Linked DNA regions of Homo sapiens: region 2 is linked to region 1. Evidence: read pairs that join two places in POLR2A ChIA-PET (ENCODE). Cell type or tissue: B cell. All regions are shown on one strand. Each heading gives the region's core, and the rest is flanking DNA. Links, peaks and the distances in the headings are about the cores only.

Region 1 (5,385 bases), core at 205-5,204:
CCGGGCGCGGTGGCTCACGCCTGTAATCCCAGCACTCTGGGAGGCCGAGGTGGGCGGATCACAAGGTCAGGAGATCGAGACCATCCTGGCTAACACGGTGAAACCCCATCTCTACTAAAAATACAAAAAATTAGCCAGGCGTGGTGGCGGGCGCCTGTAGTCCCAGCTACTCAGGAGGCTGAGGCAGGAGAATGGCGTGAACCCAGAAGGCGGAGCTTGCAGTGAGCCGCGATCACGCCACCACACTCCAGCCTGGGTGACAGAGTGAGACTCCATCTCAAAAAAAAAAAAAAAGTCAAATCCAAAATTTCTGCCATTTGCTGGGCACAGTAGTGCATGCCTGTAGTCCCAGCTACTCAGGAGGCTGACGCAGGAGGATCGTTTGAGCCCAGGAGTTTGAAGCCAGCCTGGGCAATATAGTGAGACCCCCATCTCAAAAAAAAATTTTTTTAAAAAAGATTATACCTCAAAAATTCTGCTACTCAAACCCATTTGTCAATTGTTTTTAAGTATTATTCTCTCTTTCAAAGGCATAGAGCAGGAATTATAGGAAGAGGTAGAGTCCAACCATCTAGTGACAGATAACATAAACATAATGACCATACTCATCGGCAAAACCCATGGCAAGTTAAGTGTTTCATTTCTGGCCTTCACACACACACACACACACACACACACACACACACACACACAGAGTCAACTTTGTTACCTTACTTTTAAAAACCTAAGTATGACAGACATACTAGACTATTATCTCAAACTCTGAAACTATGCCCTACCCCCAAATCTTCAAGTGCTAGGTACCTTGCTCATGTTAATTATAACAAATGAGGTAAAGTTTCTAAAATTTTTCAGGTTTCCATGCCTACTGCCACTCTTAGTTCGGGCATTTTAAATTTAATACACATGTCCTGAATACACTGTGCTTCTTTTTTTTTTTTTTTTGAGACAGAGTCTCGCTCTGTCACCCAGGCTGGAGTGCAGTGGCATGAATTTGGCTCACTGCAACCTCCGCCTCCCAGGTTCAAGCAATTCTCCTGCCTCAGCCTACCGAGTAGCTAGGATTACAGGTGCCCGCCACCATGTCCGGCTAATTTTTGTATTTTAGTAGAGATGGGGTTTCACCATGTTGGCCAGTCTGGTCTCGAAATTCTGACCTCAGGTGATCCGCCCGCCTCAGCCTCCCAAAGTGCTGGGATTATGAGTGTGAGCCACCGTGCACGGCCAAATACACTGTGCTTCTGGCTAGCACAGCTTTGCTCATATAGCAGGTCTCTCTATCCATTGAATTCCACAGATAATTCAGGGATGAAAAGAGGCTGACTATGGGTACAAACATACAGTTAGATAGAAGATGTAAGTTCTAATGTTCAGTAGCACAGTAGGGTGCCTATAGTTAGCAACAATGTCTGGTGTATTTCAAAGTAGCTATAAGAGAGGACTAAAAATGTTCCCAATATACAGAAATGATAATCAAGGTGACAGATAACCCAAATACCCTGACTTGATCATTACACATTTTATACATATTTATGACAAGTACCCCATAAATACGTAAAATGTTATATATCAATAAAATAAAAATCTATCCCTTCCACAAAGCCTTCATTTCAGCTAGAAATAATTCACCCAACAACTGTCTTTTTCAGGACTCAATGTAGGCAAGACGCTATGTAAGGCTTGGTAGATAATTTTTTAAAAAACATAAAATCTAGGTATATATTAGACATGTGCTAAAGTCTATAACGCCAGCATTATAGTGACTATTTTGGTGTGGTAAAGACGAGTTCGTGTTATATTCAGAGAACAAAAAGATCAATTAAGACAAAGGCAATCCTAGAAGGTTACATGAGTGAAAGCAAAAAACTATAAAAGCATCATGGTGTAGGGGGAAAAACATTAATTAGAATAGTCCAAATAATAATATTATCCAATATGTAAGCATTTACTATTTTTTAGGCATTGGCCAAGGAGTGTATATGTTATTTCAATATAACACTGAACAACACTCAGAACGACCCTAAGACACAGACACTATAAATATCTCCACTGTACAGATGAGGAAATGGAGCTTTAAAAAGGTTAAGTAACTCGCTCAAAGTGATATAATTAGTAAGTGGTAGACAGAATCAGGCAATTTGACTCCAGAACTTGTTCTCCTAACTACCATGCCGCCCTACCCAGGCTCTAGTTCTAGCTATGCCACATAAGAATCTGGTAAACTTAAGTAAATCTTACTTTATCTGATCCTTGTATCCTTCTTATATAAAATAGGGATAACAATGTCTGTTCTGTCAACCTAAAAGGTCTGTCATAAGGAACAGGAGAATATAAGTGATGGAAACTAGAAACACTATTTCAATGTATGATTGGTAAGTCTTATAAGAAGTTACTGCAATTTTTAGCTTGAGGATTTGTATTTGGTTCTTTTTTAATTTCTATCTCCTTATTGATATGATCTATTTGGTGAAACACTGTTCTCCTGGTTTCCTTTAGTTCTTTGTCCATGGTTTCCTTTAGTTCCTTGAGCATATTTAAAACAGCTGATTTAAACTGTCTATTAAGTCCAATGTCTCAGCTTCCTTGGGGATAGTTACTATTAATATTATTTCCTTGTGAATGCCCTACTTTCTTGTTTCTTTGCATGTCTTGTAACTTTTTTGTTGAAAACTGGATGTTTTGAATATTATAATGTGATGCCACTAGAAATCAAATTCTTTCCCTTATCCAAGGTTTGTTGTTGTTGCTTGTTTGGGGTTGTAGTTGTTTATTTGGTTTTCTAGAGTATTTTTGTAAAGACCGTATTCTTTGTTATGCATGGTCATTGAAATCTCTGTTCAATTAGCTTAGCGGTCAGAAATTTGATAGAGATTTCCTTAAAAACCTAGAAACAAAAACAAAACAAAACATATTTTCCTGGTCTTTACAGATTGGCTTTGAACTGGGGCACTCCTTAAATACTTAGCCAGGCTATTTTCAGTTCTGCCTTAGTCTTTACTTCCTGCTTATACAGAGCCTACAGATCAGTTAGAGTTAAAAGCTTGGGGTCTTTTTGTGTATTTTCTGAACATGGGTCTAGCTCTGGATATGTGTGTGGCCTTCTGGATTTCCCATTTATATATATACATTATATATATATTATATATTTTTATATATATATATACAATATATATAATTTTATATATATAAAAAATATATAATATCTATATTATATATTATATATATATACTATATATATTGTATATATATACACTATATATTTTTATATATATACTATATATATTTTTTATATATATACTATATATTTTATATATATATACAATATATATATTTTATATATATATATATATATATACACACAATATATGTATTTTATATATGTAATTTAAGAGATGGGGTTTTGCTGTCACCCAGGCCAGAATGCAGTGGTATGATCATAGCTCACTACAGTCTCAAATTCCTGGGCTCAAGCAATCTTCCTGCCTCAGCCTCCCAAGTACCTGAGACTACAGGTACACCACCACACCCAGCAACTTCCAGAGACTTGAATGATTGGTTTTTAAAAATAGTTTTCACCACTTACACTTGTTTGCTAGAGACTGGGTCCACAGAGCTCCCTGTGCTGCCATCTCAAAAATGAACCGTACTCTCACTTACCTTTTTAATTATTTGATTCTATTTCTATTCTTGAGCTTTGCTCTTGGGTGCAGTTAAATTACTTAAAAACAAGTTGGTCCTTTCAGGTCTTGCTTTTAAGAATTTTGAGCTGGGCGCGGTGGCTCACGCCTGTAATCCCAGCACCTTGGGAGGCCGAGGCGTGTGGATCACCTGAGGTCAGGAGTTTGAGACCACCCTGGTCAACATGGTGAAACCCCGTCTCTACTAAAAATACAAAAATAAGCCGGGCATGGTGGTGCGGCCTGTAGTCCCAGCTACTCCAGAGGCTGAGGGCAGGAGAATTGCTTGCTCGAACCCGGGAGGCTGAGGTTGCAGTGAGCCAAGATCGTGCCACTGCACTCCAGCCTGGGTAACAGAGTGGGAACTCGTCTCAAAAAAAAAAAAAAAAAAATTAGAGCACAATGGCTCATGCCTGTTAATTCCAGCACTTTGGGAGGCCAGGAGTTTGAAAACAGCCTAGGCAACAAAGTGAGGCCCTGTCTCTACAAAAACATGAGAATATTAGCTGGGCATGGTGGTGCACACCTGTAGTCCCAGTTATTCAGGAGGCTGAGAAAGAAGGATCACTTAGGCCCAGGAGTTCGAGGCTGCAATGAGCTATGATCATGCCACTGCACTCCAGCCTGGGTGACACAGCAAGACCCACCCCGTAACTAAAAAAAAAAAAAAAAAAAAAAAAAAAAAGAATTTTTAGTTGTGACCATTGCAACATTTGGGCTAAGGCTATCTGAAGCAAGACCCTTCTGAGTACCCAATGTTCTGTGCCCCATAGAAGTTTTCCAATCTAGTTGGTGGGACTATTCACAGCACTGTGTTAGTGCATGATTGCCAGATATTGTTTTCTCTGATCCTTTCAGGTGGTTCTTTCACTGCCTTGGGTTGTTTCTTCACAAGGATGCACTAATTAGTACTTCACCGAATACTCAAGAGGGACCCTACACAGTCATCTGGAGTTCCCTCTGTGCGTAGCTCTCTTTTCTCTGGTACTCTATCCTGAAAAGTCTAGCTAATTAGGTCTCATTGGATTTCCAGTAGAGACGGGTGAAACCCCATCTGTACTAAAAATATAAAATTAGCTGGACGTGGTGGTGGGCACCTGTAATCCCAGCTACTCGGGAGGCTGAGGCAGGAGAATCACTTGAACCCTGGAGGCAGTGCAGTGAGCCGAGATCGTGGCATTACACTCCAGCCTGGGCAAAAAGAGCGAAACTCCATCTCAAAAAGAAAAAGAAATGTCTGCATCCAGTGGACAGGGTGATTTTAGACTCTGAACCAATGTGTGAAACACCTTGGGAATTTTATTTCTAATGAAAATCACATAGAGCCCTGAGTAAAAACAAGATTCTTTCTGTGCTTTACCTGGATCAACGACAAAAATTTTATATTCCTTTTATCAAGGTTAAGAAGTCCTTCCAGCCAGGTGTGGTGGCTCACGCCTGTAATCCCAACACTCTGGGAGGCTAAGGCAGGCAGATCACTTAAGGCCAGGAGTTCAAGACCAGCCTGACTAACATGGCAAAACTCAGTCTCCACTAAAAATACAAAAATTAGCCAGGCATGGTAGCATGTACCTGTAATCCTAGCTACTCAGGAGGCTGAGGCACGAGAATCGCTTGAACCCCAGAGGCAGAGGCTGCAGAACCCCAGTCTGGCAGACAGAGCAAGACTCTCAAAAAAACAAAAAAAAGAAAAATTCCTTCCAGGGTC
Region 2 (5,385 bases), core at 217-5,216, 82 kb before region 1:
GATCAAGACGCAGCACCTTTCTGAGCATCAGGCCTTGCAGGCCCTGCACCTGCAAGTCCACTTGCACCCTCCACAAACATGTATGGAGGTCCGTGATGTGCAGGCACTATGCTAGGGGATGGGGCTTCAGCAGCCAGTGAGGCAGGCCTAGGTTTCCTGCCCCTCTCCTGGCTTGGCACCTGCAGCTCCCAAGTGCTTGGCAAATGCTGACACCATGCAGAGGGCAGGTGTCACTGTCTGGTCCCCAGAAGGCACTGTTTCACAGCTCATCTTCCTTCCTGGAACAGCTGCAAACCAGTGTGGTAACCAATTTCTAGTTTCTCCTAAAAAGCTGTCTACACAGTTATGGAGAAGGGATGTATATGTGCACGCACACGTGTGTGCATGCATGTGTGCGTGTTGAGAGCAGAGAGCAAGGCCAGTCTAGGGATCAGGAATTAAGGATACTCACTCAACATGGCTGCCCTCCTTCTCCAAACCCATATTCCTATCACCATATCCCTGAGAGGCCAGTTTGACCTTTGCATTCTTACCCAAGCCCCAAATCTAGCATCAGTGAGTCAAGAGATAAAGAGCTTCTAGAATACAAAGAGCCTGACATTCCTTCCAACACTTAGATCACTCTTTTCCCCAGCACTCCAGTCTCCCTCCAAAGGAGTCCCTTTCCATGACTTGCCCTTCCCTTCTCCAGAAGGGGGGCCTTGGAAAAAGAAACCATGCTTGATATAATGCAGCCATTATAGCTCCTTGGCCCTTCTGGCCCTCTCCCCGGGGAGACTGATGCAAGAGGAGAAAACGTGGAGACTGCCAGTTTTCTGCAAGGAGGAAAGGGGGGAAGTGAGACACATGGGAGCCATGGAAGAGGCTGGAAAAGAGCCACAAGTACAGAAGTCATAAAGACCCCATTTCTCCTTCAACCGGCTGAGGAAAGTCCGGCCCAGCTCCACCTACTCAATGATATCATTGTTTTCAACAAAAGCCGGTTTCAGAATCCCTAGAGAGGTCCCCAATGAAGCCTCAGCTGCTGGAATGGGCAGAGGTCTCACCAGTTCCTAAGAGACCAAGTGCTTAGAATTTTAGATAAGGAGGAGAAAACAGAGAAAACCAGGGGAGGCACAGATTTTGCTTCTGCTGGGCCTGTCAGCGTTATGGAAAGAGTACAGGACACTGCTTTTCACACAGGTTTTATTATTGCATCCCCATGATGATCCTGCCAAGGTGGTGACTAGGAATTATTACCTAGTCTAATTAGTCCATTGAGTCTAATTACCTATCTAATGAGAAACCTAAAGATCCAAGGAAAGAGGTGGCTTGTCCAAGGTCCCACCACAAGCTAAGGAAAACTCCAGGGACAGACACCACCATTGCTGTGGTTTGAATGTATCCCCGCAAAAGCCTGTGTTGGAAACTTAATCCCCAATGCAACAGTGTTGGAAGGTAGGCCTCATGAGGAGTGATTAGGCCATGAGGGCTCCACCATAATGAGTGGATTAATGCTGTTATAAAAGGGCTTGAGGCTGCAAGTTTGCTCTCTTGCTCTTTTTTTCATGTGCTATCTTGCCCTTCTCCCTTTCACCATGGGGTAGCATAGCAAGAAGGCCCTCATGAGACGCTGATACCTTGATGTTGGACTTGCCAGCCAGCAGAACTGTGAGAAACAGATTTCTTTTCTTTATAAGTGACCCAGTCTCTAGGATTCTGTTTTGCCAATGCAAAATGAATTAAGACAACTATCCTGCTACTTATTCAAGCTAGAAACTTTGGACTGTCCCTTGAAACCACCCTCTCCCTCAGCCCACATGCAACCCATTTCCCAGTTTCCATGATTCCACCCTATAAATATCTCTGGAATCTATCCTCTTCTCTTTATATCAGCTACCTCTTCCCTAAATTAGTCCTTCTCAAATGCGTTTTGGATGCTGTCACTATGTGACTTTTAAAATATTCTTCATCCGCTTCCCATTGCCCTAGAGATAAAAGCCCAAACTCTTTAAGGTGCCTACAAGGCCCTTTAAGGACTCACCTCTGCCTGCCTCACCAATTTCTTCTCTCATCATTTCCTTCCTCCTGCTCTCTGTTCTAACTATAGAGAACTTTTCATTTTCAATGTCATTCTTGCCTTTGGGCCTTTGATCCTGTGATCTGTGCTGCCTGGCACATACTCCCTATTGTATGAGCCAACTCTGCCACACTCTCCACCACCATCACACTCCCCCTTTTCTTTACTTCCTCCTATCAGACTTCCCGTGCCCCCAATCCAGAGGAAGTTCCCCTTCCCCATGTTCCTACAGTACCCTCTACTTCCTCCCTCCTAGCAGGTCCCACATTGTTCTGTAACTGTTTAATTATCTGTCCCCTCTACTACGTTCTAAGCCCCATGATGGCAGAGACTATTCTGATCACCATTGATTCTCCCGGGAATAACCAGGACCTATCCCAGTGCCTGCCACATAGTTGGCACTCACAATATTTGTTTAATGAAGGAAGAGAAGAAAGGAATAACATAAATTAGGAATTCTCAATGAGTAGTCCAGAACTCAAGCCCAGTACACTGGGAAGAGACTTGCCAGAAAAGCCAGGGATTCTCTGACTCAATACCTGCCCCAGTTGAGTTTGTGCAAGACCTAGCAACTTGCCCCATAGTACCCAGAAGACTATTCACTTAGTTTATTCAAGGGGTCAGCCAAAGGTCTGTGTATGTCACTGAGTTCTAAATAAAGAAAAAGCAAATCTTAATTGCTCAAAATCAAAAACATCTCCTGGGTGAAATGTAAATGTAGTTTCATTTTCAGGACAGAATCTGTCCAGGGGCCACATTGTCAGCCTCCTCTCATTTTTCTCCAGGATAGTCATGCTCCATTGCCCAACCACAAAGGGTAAAGAGTAGGAAACACCCTCCAATTTCCAGAGAGCCTAGATGAAGAGTTTAATCACATCCTCGGAGCTGGGAGAAAAGAGAAGGCCGAAAGAGCCTCTCCCAAATCCAAATGTATATCCATAAATCCGTCTGCATCCCGCCCACCAGCCTTGCATCTCAGGAGGCTTCCCCATCTACAGAAGTTGTGAAGAAGCCATCAATGCCTTGTGCTCAGCCCCTTCCAATCCATGGGCTCCATCCACCAAGTACACCTCCATCCTCTTGGCTCAGCCCAAATTGTTCTTCAGTGGGGAGGGGTGGGAGGAAAGCTACTTCTCTTCCAAGGTGTAGAAATACAGCCTAGCTTTTAAGTGCACTTCAAGTATGTTTCCTAGAAGTAGCTCACCTACTTCCCTGACCACATGGGTCTGCCTGAGGCAAGAGAATGCAACTCAAAGTCAAAAATGGGAGAATTAAAATATTGAGCTCTATGCCACTCAAATCCTCTGGTAGCCCACCAGTGGAAGAAAAAGCAACCCGTTCCCCAACCTCAACATATCACTCTTCTGAATTCAAATATTTGGCTAGTTAGGGATACTAAATTCCTAAAAGATTAGTAGCACTACAGTTTTAGGTTCCCTTTGATCCAGACCAAACATTTACACATTGTTTTCTCAGTCTGAATTCCTTTCTCATTCTCCATTCATCTCATCTCCCTCCCTCATCAAAAGCCTCCCATCATTCTGCAAGACAATATTTCAAGTAACCCTCATTAGGGAAGGCTCCCCTCTTCCCCAGTCACAAATTCCCGTTCCTCTTGCCTTCGCAGTTCTTTACTTTCAATTCTACCATGTAAATTTGTAATCTGTTTTGGATTATGCTGTTTGCATGCTGTTTTCTCTCCCACAGAGTCTAAACTGCCAGAAGGTAAGAATATCCTGTTTTCATGCCTAGTCTCTACAGCACCTAGCACAGGATTCTACATAGAGGTGCTCAATCAGTATCCCCTGAAATCAAACTTGTAGAATGGAGAAAAATTAGCTCGAGCTTAAAAGGCAGATCTATCAACTAATGAATGGGTTAACAAAATGTGGTATATCTATATAATGTAATACCATATAGCAATAAGAATACTGATACATACTACAACACGAATAAACCTCAAAAACTTTACCCGAAGTGAAAGTAGCCAGTCAAAAAGACCACATATTGTATAATCCCATTTACATGAAACATCCAGAATAAGTAAATCTGGAGACATCAGATTGCCAGCTTCATAGGACTGACGTGGGGTGGGGGAGAATGAAGAATGACTGTGCTCCTTTTCTAGGACTACCGTAACAAAGTATCACAAACCAAGTGGCTTAAAAATCGGAAGTTTATGTCACACAGTTCTTGAGGCTAAAAGTCCAAGATCAAGCTATCATCCTCTCTCTGCAGGTGCAAGGAAAGGGCTTATCCCAGGCTCTCTCCTGGCTTCTGAGTTCCTTCGCCTGTGGTGGCATAACTCTAATCTTCACATGGCATTCTCCCAGAGTGTGTGTCTGTTTCCAAACCTCCCCCTTCTAAAAGGACACCACTCATGCTGGATTAGAGACCTGCCATACTCCAGTATGATCTCATCTTAACTAAATACATCCACAACTCAATTTCCAAATAAGGTCACTTTGAGGTACTGGGGATAAGGACTTCAACATATGAGTTTGGGGGGACACCATTCAACTCATAACACTGCTGATGTTTTTTCCTTTTGGAGTGGTGAAAATGTTCTAAAATCAGATTATGGCGATGGCTGCATGACTTTGTAAATATACTAAAACAGATGAAATTGTATACTTTAAATGAGTGAACTATATGGTATGTGAGTTGTATCTCAGTAAAGCTGTTTGGAAAAAAAAAAAAAAAGACAAGAGAGCTTGGGTTTAAAGAGTCTGCCCAAGCTCAATAATCAACTCAATGGTGTGTTTGGGAAAACAGGATCTCTCAACAAGGGCAGTGAGATATAAACTTGCAGAGGAGCCAAGGGCAACTTGCCTTTATATATCCACGTTACATGTAAATTCGCTTTGACTCAGTTGGGTATACAGTGATTCATACCATCATTCTCTCTACTCTGCACGTTTGATAATTTTTCACTATAAGAAGCTGTAAGAGTTAATCATGCATACACATAGACTATAATATCACACAGCCACGAAAATGATATGATAGTCTCTTCAATAAATGGTGGGAAAACCATATGCAGAAGAATAAAACTAGGCCCCTATCTCTCATTGTATACAAAAATCAAATCAAAACGGATTAAAGACTTAAATCTAAGACCTCAGGCCAGGCACAGTGGTTCATGCCTGTAATCCCAGCACTTTGGGAAGCCGAGGCAGGCGAATCACCTGAGGTCAGGAGTTGCAGACCAGCCTGGCCAACATGGTGAAATCCTGTCTCTACTAAAAAGAAAATAATTAGCTGGCGTGGTGGTGCACGCCTGTAATCTCAGCTACTCGGGAGGCTGAAACAGGAGAATCAATTGA

The links. Peaks named below come from ENCODE experiments on the same cell type or tissue, not always from the same donor. Only the 100,000 strongest peaks of a DNase experiment are listed, where the experiment ranks them.
Region 2: POLR2A ChIA-PET joins it to region 1 with 8 read pairs; 3 of 35 experiments call an interaction of 5 or more read pairs at or near these places.

Annotation. Positions count from the first base shown.
Region 1 is chr5:157,627,715-157,633,099 of GRCh38, forward strand. The region is part of intron 4 of SOX30 (SRY-box transcription factor 30); the gene reads right to left. Among named protein-coding and RNA genes, the nearest start is that of SOX30, 22 kb to the right of the region's middle. In B cell, for the core only: no CTCF peak of the experiment used is centred there; no DNase peak of the experiment used is centred there.
Region 2 is chr5:157,545,940-157,551,324 of GRCh38, forward strand. All of the region lies in intron 3 of ADAM19 (ADAM metallopeptidase domain 19), which reads right to left. Among named protein-coding and RNA genes, the nearest start is that of ADAM19, 27 kb to the right of the region's middle. In B cell, for the core only: no CTCF peak of the experiment used is centred there; no DNase peak of the experiment used is centred there; H3K4me3 peaks cover 620 bases; H3K27ac peaks cover 5,000 bases.